Linked DNA regions of Homo sapiens: region 1 is linked to region 2. The links are chromatin loops, found by intact Hi-C in ENCODE. Cell type or tissue: GM12878. All regions are shown on one strand.

The links. A loop is a pair of places that touch in the nucleus more often than their neighbours do. Peaks named below come from ENCODE experiments on the same cell type or tissue, not always from the same donor. Only the 100,000 strongest peaks of a DNase experiment are listed, where the experiment ranks them.
Region 1: a loop joins it to region 2, with 2.7 times the contacts of the local background. A loop is called at or near these places in 1 of 110 quality-filtered maps.

Annotation. Positions count from the first base shown.
Region 1 is chr15:60,901,227-60,909,226 of GRCh38, reverse strand. The region is part of intron 1 of RORA (RAR related orphan receptor A); the gene reads left to right. Among named protein-coding and RNA genes, the nearest start is that of RORA-AS4, 140 kb to the right of the region's middle. RefSeq lists enhancers at 1-988, 1,495-1,996. In GM12878, a CTCF peak has its summit at 3,437 (motif pointing right); DNase peaks (open chromatin) are centred at 6,623 and 7,406; H3K27ac peaks cover 1,771 bases.
Region 2 is chr15:60,632,104-60,640,103 of GRCh38, reverse strand. The region is part of intron 2 of RORA (RAR related orphan receptor A); the gene reads left to right. LOC105370846 (a long non-coding RNA gene) reads right to left here and starts at 7,953. Exons shown (of 5, transcript XR_007064663.1): 1 at 7,836-7,953; 2 at 5,180-5,254; 3 at 1,832-1,943. RefSeq lists enhancers at 5,176-5,225, 4,441-5,254. In GM12878, no CTCF peak of the experiment used is centred here; DNase peaks (open chromatin) are centred at 4,143 and 5,080; H3K27ac peaks cover 1,476 bases.

The DNA.
Region 1 (8,000 bases), 270 kb before region 2:
AGGTCGAAGCTTGGGAGCCAGTGTCCTTGCAGTCTGAATATTTGGGGTGGAGAGAGGTAACTCTGTTATGCTCACCGCTGGGACCACAGCAAGAATTCCTTTGCCACCATTTCTCTAGTCAGGCGGAGCTGTCCAGGGTTCAGGTGGCTTTCCAGGACATGCTTCAACTTGCCTGGAGATGGGTGGTGTGAGCAGATCCCTGGGTGTCTCTCTCTGGAGGTAATAATGACAAAGAGGTTTAGCCACTGAGGGAGAAATGCATCCCCAGGTCTGAGGGGATATCCCTTTTCTTCAAACAATCCCTGGGTTGTTTGTCTACAGTAGAACTCTCTTTAATAAAAAAAAAAAATGAAATGAAATAAAAATAAAGTAAAAGAACGCCCATCTTCAGTATACCAAGCAGCATGCAGGGCATAATCGCCTCAATTCTTGGTATCTGGCACAATGTTCAGTTGGCAGAACCACGCTTTCTGTGGGGGTAATAAGCTTAATATTTAGCCTGCATTACTGGGGCAGTGGTGAAGGGAGGGGGACAAAATGGGAGAGAGACCACTGTAGAAATGGATATTGAATTCCAAGTATTATTGTTGGAATCTCTGGAGAAAATGGCTCCTGAACATACAGGATTTTCAGTACAGTTTAAAAAAGGAATGACTCTTCTGGTTTTTCCATTTACTGTAGCTTCCCAAAGCTTATTTTTAGTAGCACTAATAGTGCCGCCTACCCCTGTACTCATTTTCTACAGATTTGAAAATTTGGTATTATCCTGTCTCTCCAGAGGTGCCTTCTATTTCTAAAACATTAGTACCATGGAGGGGGGAAAATAGGGCATTTTCTGAGAGAAAGGAGCCTTGGATATTTGCATTCCATTTTGATTAGTATTTTTTGTTTCTCTCAGTTCATTCAGAATCAAGGGAAAACATATTTAAATGGATATAATGTGATGCCAAGTGCCTCTGGACACCAAAAGCGCCCCCTCCACACACACCCTACGGTCAGCTCAGGCATGAAGGTGCATGTCCCCTCAAGGCCAGGCTAATGGTGGCCCTGACTCAGAGGCAGGCCTCACCAGCATGGATCAACTATAAACTAAACTGCAGAAGGCACTCATGCCCTGGGTGAGCTATGGGCAGAGAAAAACTCAGGAGCCCCAGACACATGTGGTCAGTGTGTATCTGGGTGGAGGCGGGACGTTCCGAGCATTGGAGCTGACCCCATGCACAGCCTCACAGGCTGGAACCAGGCGTCTTTGAGTGGAAGAAGTCAAGGGAGTCCCATTAGAGAAGGACCCTCTGTGTTCACTGTGCACCTGGGAGCAAGGTTTCTCACAACAGACTCTGCTGCTGAAAAATTAGTGTTTGAGTTCTAACTGGAGTTACAGACCTTGGTGACTTTGCATAGCCCTCTTGACAAGCGGGGCAGCCTTGCCAAATGACACATGGGAAGTGGAGGGTGTGCAGCAAATGCTATTTGTACGTGTTGGCTCTGGGAGTGGCAGAGTATTTCTGAGAAAAAAAACGCTAAATGTGGGCATCCTCAGCCCAGGGCTCCTCCTTTTATCAAGAGATGGCTTTGTGACAACATGGGTGCCTGAGTCCTAACAGGCACATTACAGGTGAAGTTTTGAGAAAGTATTGCTGTGTTAAATTTCCACATATGGCCTCTTCTAGCACGAATAATTCACAAATGAAGAGCCTAAAATGTTACATCTGGAAGTGACTTGAGATATCTTCTAATCTAGCTTGTTATGTAATCAAGAGCACGGAGCCCAGAGAGGGAATGTCAAGGTCAAGGTCACCCAGCTGGTGTCTGGTCTGAGTGGATGGCCCCTGACTCCTGACTCCTCTTACATTGCTCTTTCCACTGACTTTTGAAAGTGACAGATGGAATGGCCACCAGGACATGAGAGACATTTAGAGAGACATCTATTCCATGAATCCCCAATGACTGCCCCTTGCCTTTATCTTGCCTCCAAGCCTCTTCTTCCATACTCTTCTGTGCCGTGTAGCCCTGAACAAGCTGCTTCACCTCTCTGTACCTTGTTTACCTCATGTATGAAAGGCAGATGATGTTGATGATGATGGTGGTGATGATGATAATGTTGGTGGGGGGCTGAGGATGATGATGATACCTCCCTCCCAAAGTGATTATGTGTCAGAACGAGCCTCAGAGTCAGAAAATCGGGTTCAAACCCTGGTGCTCCCTCCTTCTAGCTGCTTGGAGCATTTTGAGTCACACACTCACTCTGAGCCTCAGTTTCCTTGGTTTTAAAATAGAGGAAATAATTCCTAACTCATAAAGTTGTTATGAGGATTAATTGACAAACTATAGATGTACAGCTCTTAGCTCAAATGCTCAATATATAGCCCCTGGTATTACTACAATTGCCAATAATAATAATGAGTTTGAAAAATGCAGGTACAAGTTTTTTTATAATCTGAATGTACAATAAAAATCTTAGTTATTATTAACCACCGTGGCCGTAGTATCCATCCCAAGCTATCAGTAAGATTTCTGCATAGCTAGCCCCTGGATTGGCCAGGGCTGGGTACTAGATTGGCTTCCTAAAATTCCTTAAATCACTTGTTTGCCTCTGATACAGTCTGGCTATTTCTGACACGGCCAAAGAGACCACAGAGGGCATTAAGCTGCAGAAGAGAAACTACAAACAATATCTGAGAGAGGGAGAGATTTCCTAGAATGGCTGCGACCACCTCCCTGCCAGTTTGATTTCCTGTGCAGCTGTGTGTGTTGAAAAGATTGATGTGGGCACGACCTTTAGACCCTGTTTGAAAATTACACATACAAATGGTACTTTAATGGTACATGTGGTAGTTGGGGGGTTGTGTTAATTACATTTGAATAGAGAGATGGTGATAATTCACTAGCTCAGCCCCTGGTAGTTAATTTTGTTACATCTAGGGGAAAATTCTGTTGGGGTCTATGAGTAGCTGTGGTGCAATTAGGCAGCAAGAAGGTTTTTGTCGGTACAGTTGCTATTGATTAGTATTTACTTTAAAAAGAGTAAAAGCTATTCCCTCGCGCCAGGGCTGCCTAATCTGTCAGAAGAAGAGGCTACATGTTTCACAGACGCATAGCAGGCTTGTTCATATATTATGAAGCCCCCGAAAAGAGAGTCCAGTATAAAAATCTTCCCAACTGGTTTTAATGATGCTCAAGTAAAAGGGATATACCACAGACAAGATCTCATTAAAAGAGAGAAGTCTTTTTGTAGATTTGCTGATTTATTTATGAAACACCTCTGAAATATTTATAAATGCTTTCCTGATATTTATCTGAAAATACATTTTAGGGCTTCTTTGGTAGAAGAGAGGGGGAGAATAAAGGATGATGAGGGTGGAAGAACAAGGTGAATTCAGCACCATTTCTTTCAGTAGCAAGGAAAGGGATATCCTAGGGTATAGGAACATGTCACTAGGGGGTGCCCCAAGAACCAGGCCGGCTCTAACCTGCTCAGCACAGGTGACCCTACTTGCTTGGATCTCTTAAACAGAAGCAATGGCAATCACAAGTGCTCTGTTTAATTTTCCTGACAGAACCGGGGCAGATACAGACGCTCTTGAGGGCTTTATCACTTCCTTCACTTTTAGAGCTATTTATTAATTGAAATAATAGTTATGCTACCCCTTGCCTCAGACCTACTTTCATCTGTTTAGCAACTGCTTTCTATGAAACACAAAAGAGCTCAGCAATGACACTCGTGTCTTAATTAACCATTGAATACCTTATAGAGCAGCTGTCACAACTCTTGTCACTTGAAAGGAAGCACAGTGGTCCCTGTTTAAAAAGAAAAAAAAATACACAGAAAAAAAAGTTGATCTAATGAGCTGTCTTTGACATTTCTTAAGAATTGCATATTTTATCATCATGCTTTGCACTCATATAACGATGCAAATTAAGGAACCTCTGGCTGCTCTGGAGAAAAAACAGTGAATTTACATTTCTCCCAACTGTTCAGAAGGAGACATTGGTTGCCCAGTGGCTAAGGGAAATGGTCAAGATCAGAGATGATAACAGGGCTAAGACTGCATATCAATTAAAAGAAGAAGAGGGGTTGATGTCAGTTTATGTAACTAAAATATTTCCAAGCCTCCCCAGCCCATGGTATGAATGAGTCTCATTAACATTAAAGACGAGCGCCCCCAGAGCCTCAAGCCCTCACCCGTTTGTTCAGGTAATGCAGTCCTTCATGCAGCTCATCCCAACCTCACATTTTTTGAGTTCCCAAAGAGGTAGACATGTTTTATATGTGTTTTGGAATTAATCTGGGCTTCCACTCACCATTGGATGCTGCCTGCTATTCTGAGCTGTATCAATGTCTTCAACATTGGCCTTGACCACCCCAAACCACACCACCCCTATTTTTCTTTATTGTTTCTTCTCATGGTTATGAGAAGGCCCCAGCCACCAGCCTTCTTCCGTCGTTCATTACCGTGACAGGATAGCAGCCCGTGTTGAAGTGAGGAAAACGTTTTCTGTCTCTGTGCTCATTTAGATGGGTAGTTTGAATAGAGTAGTTTGAGCCCCAAAGTGTCTTAGAATTTGGTGAGAGAGTTGTTTCAGTTCACATGTATAGCTCTTTCTACCTAAGGTGTGCACAGCCCCTGGAAGAGAGGGTAAAATGAGTTCAAACACCAGCCACCATACTGAAGGAGAACATTTCACCCATTTCAGCATCTCCCCATTTACTTGCTGACTTGTGGCTGAGTCTGTTGGCCCTGCCAGATTCTCTCACAGTGACCCTTCTTTTCCATCCCTGTCTCCTGACTTCTGCCTGCAGTCTCCTCTTCAAGCCATCATACTTGTCTATGCATGTTTGAATCTTGATTGTTGCTACAGTTCAAGTTCACCTCCCCAACTAGGAGGCTCCTTAGCCCCCATGCAAATAACCATTGAGGGAAAAGACTCTCTCCTTACTCCAACACCATGTATCTGAAGCTCAGCTCTCTTCCAGCCAGGACGCTCATATCATAAAGAAAAACGTTATTAAGAGAGAAGTCCTTCAGTAAAACCCAGGATATATCTTAAGGAGGATAGATGTTCAAATGGCATAATAATTGGCTTATTTCAAATATATTACGATAGTTATATGTTATTTGAACCACTACAAAGGACACCGATACCTACTAACTGCTCTGCAAATTCCTCAAGGGCAAAACAAATGCTGTTCCTGACACTGAGCACTCAGTATGAATGACAGAGAAATCATAGCAACCTGAGGATTGTTATTATTGATGTTTCATTTTTGTAAAGCAAACAAGATACTTTATACGTCGTATATGAATGCAAAATGTACCCCCACAAACTTATCAAATCAATGAAGCAACAAAGCATTATATAAGAGGTTTGCTGTGGAAGTTTTAACATGTTAGAAGATATTATATTCATTGTTACCCCCATTTAAATCACTATGTGAACTTGTAGAGACCGACCTCCGATTTTGCATAATTTTAAATTCATGGTCCCTGGGAAGGTAATCACCCCTTTAATAACTGTTGTGTTTCTCTTTATTCCAAATAAGGTGTGCACTCATCTGTGAATTTATGTTGGGCTAGCACGGTGTAAAATTGCCACTTTGCATTGCATACTACTTGGAGAAAGGTAGAATATAATAGCTTCACCAGCTGAATTTCAAAATAAAGCAGAGCCTTGAACATTGGTACCCTATCGTGTGCTTTGGGCTACAGAGACTGAGGAGGCCTGATGCAAACTGGACAGAATTAGGACTCTGAGGATGACTGACTCACAGGGGAAAGGATGGTTCCGGAAGACATTTTATATAAAGCTGCTTGCCAAATCGGCCAATAGGGCCCATAAACGCGTCCAACAGTAGAAACAACAGATCCTGCTGGTCTCTGCCAAGGGTACCTCTGGGAAGACAGACAGTGTTACTTGATTTACTCTGAAGCTGCAATGAGAAGAGTCTAGAGCCCAGTTTTGCAGGCTTCATGTGCCATTAGCCTCTCTCCTCACCTACATCATCCCCTCCTCAGGAGTCTACATTGTCTTCTCCTGGAACCTTCCAAAACAACTAATATAAATTTCAAGCCTGTGGTTGGTGCTTGATGAATGCCAGTTGACTTGACCACTGGAGTGCCACCTCTGAGCTAATAGACTCAGCCAGAAAGGTCAAGATAGTGTCCCATATACAGAGAGGAAGACCAGAATTCATCCCCTGAATAAAAAGCTTCGGATTAGCCTACTTTCTCTCCAAAGCACTCTGTTTTTCAACTTTATTTATTGTGTCTGGCAGATATCCTCAATTAGGAGCTAATAAACGTGAGCATTTATAAATCTTCCTTTCAGCGGAGTACGCCCCTAGATTCAGAGCATTCCGTGGGCAGCTGTAGAAGAGGAGAAAAGCGTTCTGCCCAGTGAAGGGCTAGAGTCAGCTCGTGAGAGCTGATTGTGTGCCTCTTTCCCTAACTCTGAATTCAGTGACCTCGTTCAACCACGGTGGGAGTATTTTTAACACAGAAATCAGCAGAGAGTAGAAACCAAGGGTTTTCCTCTCAGAGAGTGATTTTAAAGCATTGACCAGCATTGTCTTCTGCCTCACTGTACCTCACCTTACCACTCTCTTCTTGAAAAAGATCCAAATCATCTTTCAGCTATGTAGACATGACTCTAAAACAACACAAGATAGAGTCTGATTCACAGCAGAGGCAAGCCGTGCTGCTTCTCTAGGCCTGGATTCTAAATGCAGAACAGTGAACCTGCAAGCAGCATTCTTAGGGCTGAGCCATTCTCACGTGTAAATGGAGAGTTCCTTTCTTTTTTCAAACCCATTTTTGCAGGATGGAGGGTCCTGTCTTCATCTCAGATGAATCAGTGGGAAGCTGATCCACAGCCCACAAATCCCTTTTACTAAGAAGGATCACCTGGTAAGCTTTGGGTTACTCTCTGTTTTTTAAAAAAAAAAAATCATAAAATTGAAATAGTTCAACATAGATTTGAATCTAAAGAGCCTTCACTGCAGAGTTTATCTGGTGACCATATGACACTACAAGGACAGCTTTTAAAAAGCCAAATATCAATGGCTGAAGAATGGAATTGAAGTAGAAAATCGAGTTAGAACTGTATTAAAACAAGTCATATTATTCAGCTTTATCTATAATATTGTCTAATTCATATTTCAGTAGTAGCATAGAAAATGAATCTGATTCACTATGGTTAATTAGCCTCCGGGTTCCCAAGGTGTGAGCTGAGGCACCCTGGACATTGCAGTGGCCTCAAAGGGGTGCCAGGAAATATTTTAAATAGTTGAGGAAAATACAGCAATTCTTGACATCTGTCAGGCACCGTGTGAACTACTAGCTCAAGGTAGTTCACAGTTTCACTACTGGAATGCATAACTTTCTTTCAGTGATGTCATACCTTTGAGAAGCTAAGTTCTTGTCAGTTGCTGTATTATAAAACAGGACCATGTGAAAATCAGTGTGGAGCAGGAAACAAGGGTGAGGGCATCCAACCTGATGCCAGAGTTTGAGAAGTTGCGTAGTGCCCAACAGGCTCATGCATCTCACTATTAAGCACTTACGATTATTTAACAGTGAATGGGACTCATTTTTCTTTTAGTTTATGTGTATTCTTTTTTTCAGAAATCAAGTTGTTAGGACATAAATACTTGTTAAGTTATTTGGGTGTAATTTACAAATAAACAGAACTGTTAGATATTTCTTTCAGCTGAGATGGGCTGTAAAAATGGACAGAACCATTAGGAACATCATGAATCGCCGGGCGTGGTGGCTCACACCTGTAATCCCAACACTTTGGGAGGCCGAGGTGGGCAGATCACCTGAGGTCAGGAGTTCGAGACTGGCCTGGCCAGCATGGCGAAACCCCATCTCTACTAAAAGTACAAAAATTAGCTGGGTGTGGTGGCTGGTGTTTTTAATCCCAGCTACTCAGGAGGTTGAGGCAGGAGAATTGCTTGAACCCAGGAGGGAGTGGTTGCAGTGAGCTGAGATCGCACCACT
Region 2 (8,000 bases):
ACTCTCAGGCTCAGAGAAGTTAAGTAATTAACTCCAAATCAAACAAAGGGTAAGTGATAAAGCTGGGATGCCAACCCATGCCTGTTTGGCTCCATATCTCACAGTCTCCCTCCACGATACAACAGTGTTTTCCAAAGCAATGATAGGGGAGAAACTCTGAGCACAGACTCCTGGGGTAGGGCTCCTTCTACCCTTTTCTTGCAAATTATTGATGCTTTATGACATTGTAAGCAAATACCATCATCAACTGCACATCTTCCCATGTCATTATATTTAACCAAAACAAGGACGCCTTTCTCTCATTACTCTTCTACCACCTTCCCATGTTCCTCACAACCCGTGAGTCAGGGTCGGCTCAGCTCTATGCACTTTAACTATGAGAGACAGGAGCCCGCCTCCCCTCCTGAGGTGCTGTAGCTGGAAATTGCTTGTGCAACCCGATGACAACTTTTCTATATTTAGCAGAAAAAGTGGTGGCAAGGATCTGTCCAGCTCAATTTTTTTTACAGTTTCAATGTTCGAAATCTCTCAGACAATCTCCTGAAAGGCACATTGGCCTTGACAGTATCTGAGCGGAAGGAAATTTTCCCCATCTCACAGGGCTGTCCACTGGAAGCCGGGACGTGGAGATCCACTGTAGAGCAGAGACTTGACATGCCAAACGCTCCTCCCACACCTTGCTCTACACCCCACGAAACGGGGAGACACTGGTCCCGTTGAAGCTTCGATGGCTTTTAAGTGTTATTCTAAGAAGGGAAAATAAGCATGAAAGATTCAAGGGGGAAATGGACTATCTCTTAATTGTTTATGCCTTTAATTGACATGTATGGCACTTGGTTTTTATTTCTTTTCAATGTGGCATGCAAAAAAAAAAAAAAAAAAAATACAAAAACCTGCTTATGGTTTAAAGAACAAAGATAAACTTGCCTGATTGAAACGGGGAGGAGGGGGGTGGTGAAAAAACTGCAGCAGGTATTTCAAGTGCTTACTATGACAAAATCATTGTCACAGAGACTGCCCATCACTGATACTTAAAGTGACTAATTAGAGAAGGAGGCACGGTTTCGCTGTTCTCAAGCCAGACTAACGCAGATATAGTATATTGCCCGTGACTCTGACCCTCATCCCCGTTGGTCAGCCAGAGAGAATTATCTACTAATGAAAAGCATAAAAATTAAGAAGAGCTAAGAAAAGGGGAAAGTAGAGACCATTAAAGTAAAATGGGAATCTTTAAGACAGTAAAATAGTGCCAACTGTATCACAAAAAGGGAAGGTGCAGGGAAAAAAAATTATTTCCACTGAAAACTTACTTATAGCCCTCTGCTTTTTAACATGCAAGATGTATCAGTCGTTGGTTGTCAAGGGAAAAAAGCCCACTACAAAAGAATTCCTATTAGCTTTAGAAATAGCAGTTTTAAGGAGTAGTTTTTTCATAACTTCATCCAGTCCCCAACCTCATTTTGGGTGAAATCTTATTCGGAGGAAAAGCACTTGGTTTAGCTATGTCCTGTCTCATTTTCACAAAACCTCTTCTAATGAGATGAGTTTTAGTGTTTCTGTGTCTATTAAGGTAAGAGGTGAAGAAATAGAAAATCCACTTTTTGTAACTTTGCACTTCTTGGGACTAATGCTTCCAGTACTGGGTTCTAGATGTTAATTAACAGGCCATTATTAAGAAAAAAAGCTTTTATACCATTTGACAAAAAAAAAAAAAAAAGAAAAGAAAATACAGTTAAATAAGGACAAGAAAAAAATCACCTATAACCCCATCACCTTAAGCTATCCACTGTTAACAAGCCTTAAAAAGAAAACAAAATTATTTGGCACACACCTTGTAGAACCCCACCAGGACTGTCGTAATTCAGGCCTTCTCTCATTTTTTATTTTGTGACAGTTTCTGGCAATTTTCTACAGATAGATGGGTTGATATCTTTACTCGTGCCCTAGAAGAGAGAGGATCTTTTTAACATTAAATGTCTCAATCTCCTCACTGGAAATTTTCTTTACTTAAGATGAACCAAAAGGTACCTAATTCTTCTTTATATTACTGTTTCTACAAATGTCAAGAAAGTCCTTTCTGATTTTCTGTGTCATAGCATGAACCCCACCCTTTATAGACACAAGAGCTAACACTGCATCGTTTTCACCTAAGACCTAAAACTTTAAAGGCAAAGATTCTCTTTCTCCAATAATTTTAGACAGCCTTCTGGTATGTCATCTTGGCCACCTTTTAAGTTGAAAGAAATAAGAATAGTTAAAAGAACTTTAGAAAAAAAAGAAAGAAAAAAAGAAAGAAAAGGACTAGGGATGGAGAAACTACTGATAAATGAATAGGCAAAGAGATCAGTAAAGTGCTGAAAGAAAACCCCAAAACATAATCTCGCATATGTAAAAAGAATCTTGCATATGTGTCAATAGAATACATATATAAGCTGTGGGGAAAAAGTAATAAATTGTGCATGATGATTTTTAGCTTATCAGAGAAAAATAAATTTTTTTCACGCCGTATAACAAATCCTAGATAAATTCAAGAAATATTTTTGAAAAATTAATTAAATAACGAGAATGTATTTCTGCATATTTATCTAGATACAGGCAGATTTTCTCTACTTTACAGTAATAGAAGAAATTACAGAATACAAAGTTCAATACATTGAAATATAGAGAAAAATAAAATTTTTGTATGTCAAAAAAGATCATAAACAATCAGCAAAAAGGACAAAAAGCAAACTGATAAGAAGATGTATTTTTTCAAATATTAAGGCACAAAATAAATAACCTTAATATATAATGTGTTTCATTAGTCTGTAAACAATTTTCAGCCTTACCAGTAAATACAAAGTATCAGAGGCCTAACAAGATAGCATGATTTTTAAATGACATTAATCAATTCAGTCAGTTTCAGAAAGACATTAATATACTGTGAATATAAATTGATACAGCTTTCTTGGCGATAGGTACTAAAGTCTTGAAAATGATGATACTCTTTGATTTGGTAATCCTACTTCCAGTAGATTATTCTAAGGAAATAATTTAAAAAGTAAAGATTAATGCACACAAAAACCATGTTTATTTAATACTATTTATAATGGCTAAAATTCTAAACACTCTGAATGTCCTTTATTAGGAAAATTATTAATAAATTATAATATAGTCATATGATGGCAAATTATACTGCCATTAAAATAATATTTAAAGAATTAATAAACACATGAGAAAATATTTTTGATTGAATAAAAAGTAGTATGTGAAATTCTGTGCACAGAATGATTTTAGTTGTGAAGATTTTTAAAAGCATACGAAAAAATAGAGAAAATACTGGCAAGAACCCTCCCTGGATGGTAGTGGTGGTTGCATTTGGCTAATAAGATAATATGATGCGGTGATATTTTGTAGGCTTCTTTTAACTTCTTTCTAAGTTTCAAATTTTCTACCAGGTATATATGTATTATTTTTAGAACCTTTTAAAAAATAAGAAAAATCAAACTACAAAAACAAAAAAGAGCCAATGGTAGGCATCCTTTTCCTTCAGAAATCTATGTCTTGTACTGGTTAGTAGGGATAATCAGATACTTCTAAGCCAAGAGTGGTACTATTACCTACTTTTATTCAAGTTCACTCCAGAGGGCAGATTGCTAGATGATTTTGGGGGGCGGGGATTCGCTATTAAAAGTAATTGCAAAAACCACAATTACTTTTGCATCAACCTAATACTTTCTCTTCTTGCCCTTTCTCAGGTTTTAGTTTCCTCTTCTCTTTTATTCCTTCCTCCCACATTTGATGCAAGTAAAAGCCAGGGGAATGTAAGCATCACATCCCTACCTCTTTCTAGGAATAGAAAGATGGGATTGTTTTCACCTGTCTTCCAAGCCTGGGTGGACAGACAGTAGATGAAGAACATCGGTTTCTTGTTCAGGAAAGGGAAGAAGTGGTTTCTGTGGGACATGGGTGAGCTTCTTTAGCTCTCATTCTTGTAGAACTAAGGTTTCTAGATACACACAGAACATTCTTCCTCAAGGAGTTCATTTGAGAATCACACAGAGAGACTATTTAACCTGAAGAGAGCTTTCGGCATTTTAAAAATGGCAAGTCTTACAGACTCCATAACCACTACCACTGCTACCACCACAACCACAGAGAGAGCCAGATCTGAAAATACAGGAACTGATCTGAAAATATAGGAACTGAAAATTCAGTCAGTCAAATTTGGAGTTGATTTGGGCAGAGGATAGGAGATGAACAGGCTGAGGATGTTTCTCCAGCCAAGACAAGAGTGCAGCATTTTTTTTAGTTGAAATTAAAAAGAAAATGCAGAGTGTACTTTGTCCCACTCATTTACCCTAACGATCTTCAGCGTGTCTCTGTTTCTAAGGAAGTGGAGGGCCCAAGTCTCTGATTCATTTCCGGAATGCCACATAGCACCCTTGGATGAAAGCTCCTCTATCCAAGACGACTTTGGAAACGCCTTTTAAAGTGTTCTTTCCCTTTACATCTTGGAGTTCCATTTTGATGGCAGAAAGTATATTTTAATCAATAGAGTCAAATGCAGTTAACATCTGAGTACACAGATTTTGAATATGTCTGGCAAGAAACACCTTAATAAAGATGACAACTTGACAACCTCCTACAATTTATTACATAATTAATTGTGGCTATTTTTTAAATATCTAGAACCCAGGAACCAGGAAACTCCAGCTTTTAAAATCAAATTATCTTTGCATTTAGTTCTCCCCCTTTCTCCCTTCTCCACATCAAAAAAATCTAATTTATTCCAAAACACAGAATTCAGCAATACACTACCATCACCCTAAGGTTTAACATTCTTCCTACTAAGAATAAGTTAAAACAGCACATTATCCTCAAATTTGGAGGTTAGGAAGAGAAATATATGGGAAGATATAACAGCTATCCTTAAATTGCAATTTGAGGGCCACCGTCATTTGCATTCTGCTTGCCCTGAGGCGGCACATCGATGTGCAGAGTCATGGTGGCGGCAGCCTGGCCTGGGTGACAGAAACCATTAAAGGGAAGCAGAGGGGCAGGCCGTGCTCCGTGGGTTTCATTAGCTTACTTCTTGTGTAGGAGGCAAAAGGTATCTGCAGGGCTCTGGGCTTGCTAACCAAACCGTTAATCGCTTAGAAACAGCAAGAAGTTCACTAGTGAGATGTTTATCACATACCTGGAACACGAGTTGACTTTCTGTGAGACATCATTCTGGAATGAAAGCCAAAATCTCTCTGCTATTCAGTTGAGGCTGAAAAAACAATCACATCAGAATTAGTAAGGCAAAAGACAAAGAGAGAGAAATGAAAACAAGCCAGTATTCAATGGGGCTAGGGGGAAAATTACCTGGGCTTCAGGAATTACAGGAGAGTTGGGGTTTTGAGAAGGTAAAAAAGTGGGCCAGGTGCGGTGGCTCAAGCTTGTAATCCCAGCACTTTGGAACGCCAAGGCAGGTGGATCACGAGCTCAAGAGATTGAGACCAGCCTGGCCAACATGGTGAAACCCTGTCTCTACTAAAAACACAAAAATTAGCCGGGCGTGGTGGCGGGCGCCTGTAGTCCCAGCTACTCCAGAGGCTGAGGCAGGAGAATCGCTTGAACCCGGGAGGGGGAGGTTGCAGTGAGCCGAGATTGTGTCTCAGTGCTCCAGCCTGGCAACAGAGCGAGACTCTGGCTCAAAAAAAAGAAAAAAAAAAAAAAAGTGGTAGCACTGCTTCTCTCAGAAAGACAAATGTCTGGAATACACAAGTGGCACTGAATGTCTCAGGTCACTGAGAGAGGCTGGACAGAGGACTGTGGGAAAGTGCAAGTACTAGGTGACTTTAAAGGACATCCCAAAAGTCCAGGTTGAAGTGATTTTTAATGAGAATGTGCATGCTGTGTATCTTTTTTACGTATTCTAAAAGTAATAGACAATTACAATTATTTTAAAACTCCATCATTACAGAAAAACATAATATTAAAAAGACCCCACCCAGAGATTATCACTGTGAAAAGCTGGGGGTATTCTTCATATTTCTAAAGAATATACTAACATATATTTTAGTCTGTACATGTATATTTAATTCTTTGCTTCAACAAGCCGTTGAAAAGGATACTCAGTTTGTAACTTCACAGCCATGTGAAGAAGAAAAGAATATTTAGGGATCATTGGTACATAATACCTTGCATCTCTCTGCAGCATATGAAATTGAGTTTCAACCCTATTTAAAGAAGGATTTCCCTGGTAAAAATACCTTTATATACATTTCTCAGGTTGGAGGAAGATAAAAGAAACTACATATGATATTTGGGCTGGGCAGTTTATTTTCATCATGGTTCCTTTTAATTACTCAGCAATTTCAGGCAATCATCCACTTTCACACCATAGTTTTCCCTTGTATACAATGGGAAGAGGGATAGAAAATCTGAACTTGGGGACTTGGTCTCTGAGCACTGCTACCAACTACACCTGCCTTTTGGCAAATACCCAACTCTTCTCAGCTGAGGTCACACATTCTGCCAGCTCTCAGGAACCAGGAGGCTCAATTACCTGTATTTTCAAAGACCTCTGAACTCTCTTAGGAAGGGGGCTATTTAAGTTCAGCGTCACATTATCCAGTTCCTGAAGCATTCATTTTATAGAGATAGGGAAGAAAAGTTCAGAGATTGAGCTGTGCTCCAAAGGAAGTTTGGAAAAACGTTTTCTATATATTATAAGTTAAAGAAATGCTTTGTGGTTTGAGAAAAATCACACTATGCTTCCACACAAATAATATACATCTCAGAAATAAAATGCTTAAATTAAATATTAATTTAAGATCATCAGAATTCGAACTGGCACACGTTCACCTTCTCCTTCCTTTACTGCAAGGTGCTCTGTGGTTATCTGCTACCAACACAAACCTGTGAAAAGTGCAGCATTGCTGCTGTCACTTTATAGGTGCTGCTGTGGCATGACCTGGTCTGCATATTCTCAGATCTCAGAGCCAGCACCAGATTGTGATGAAGTTTCCACAAAAATGAGGGCAATCCATTGTAAAGCTGCCAACTTTATTTAAGAAATAAAGAAGAGAGTGTCCTTCCTACTTTTGGGGTATTGAAATGTTGCTTTCTTTTATGAATTAATGGTAATTGAAGATGGTAGCTGTGGGGTTTTTTTAAACACCCTTTTTTGATCAAATTTAAACTTGGCAACAGTATATTGATCTTCTCACAATTTCCCAATTTCCTTTTCTTTTCTTTTCTTTTTGGATTTTACTGGCCTGCAAAATCCAGTCTCTGGAAAATATCAGTCTATGGCTAATTCTGTCCATATGGTAATAGAGAGAATGCAGATAATCACCATTTTTAGCTCAAAGTAGCAAATCCCTCCCCTCCCAAAACTTGTGCCTCAGCTAATGATAAGTAGGACACCCGATGCGTGTGAGTTGTATTTCTCCCTCCACCCTCTAATAGGAGTCCTAAAATTAAGCCACAGAAGGTCAGAAAAGAATGAAGCAAGGGGAAAAATAATAATAAATAAATAAACCAGCTGGTTAATGGACTCAGTGTCGATGAACAATGAATAAAAGTATGCCCTATCATTATTTGGAATATACTAAAAAATTATTCATTGTGTATTTGAAATTCAAATTTAACTGGGAACCCTGCATTTTCTCGGGCCAACCTACACCTAAGTCTATCTGACCCTTTAGAAAATACATAGGTAGTGAGGCCGGGCGCAGTGGCTCATGCATGTAATCCCAGCACTTTGGGAGGCCGAGGCGGGCAGATCACGAGGTCAGGAGATCGAGACCATCCTGGCTAACACGGTGAAACCCCCGTCTCTACTAAAAATAGAAAAAAATTACCTGGGTGTAGTGGCAGGTTCCTGTAGTCCCAGCTACTTGGGAGGCTGAGGCAGGAGAATGGCGTGAATCCGGGAGGTGGAGCTTGCAGTGAGCCAGGATGCGCCACTGCACTCCAGCCTGGACAACAGAGTGAGACTCCGTCTAAAAAAAAAAAAAATAGGTAGT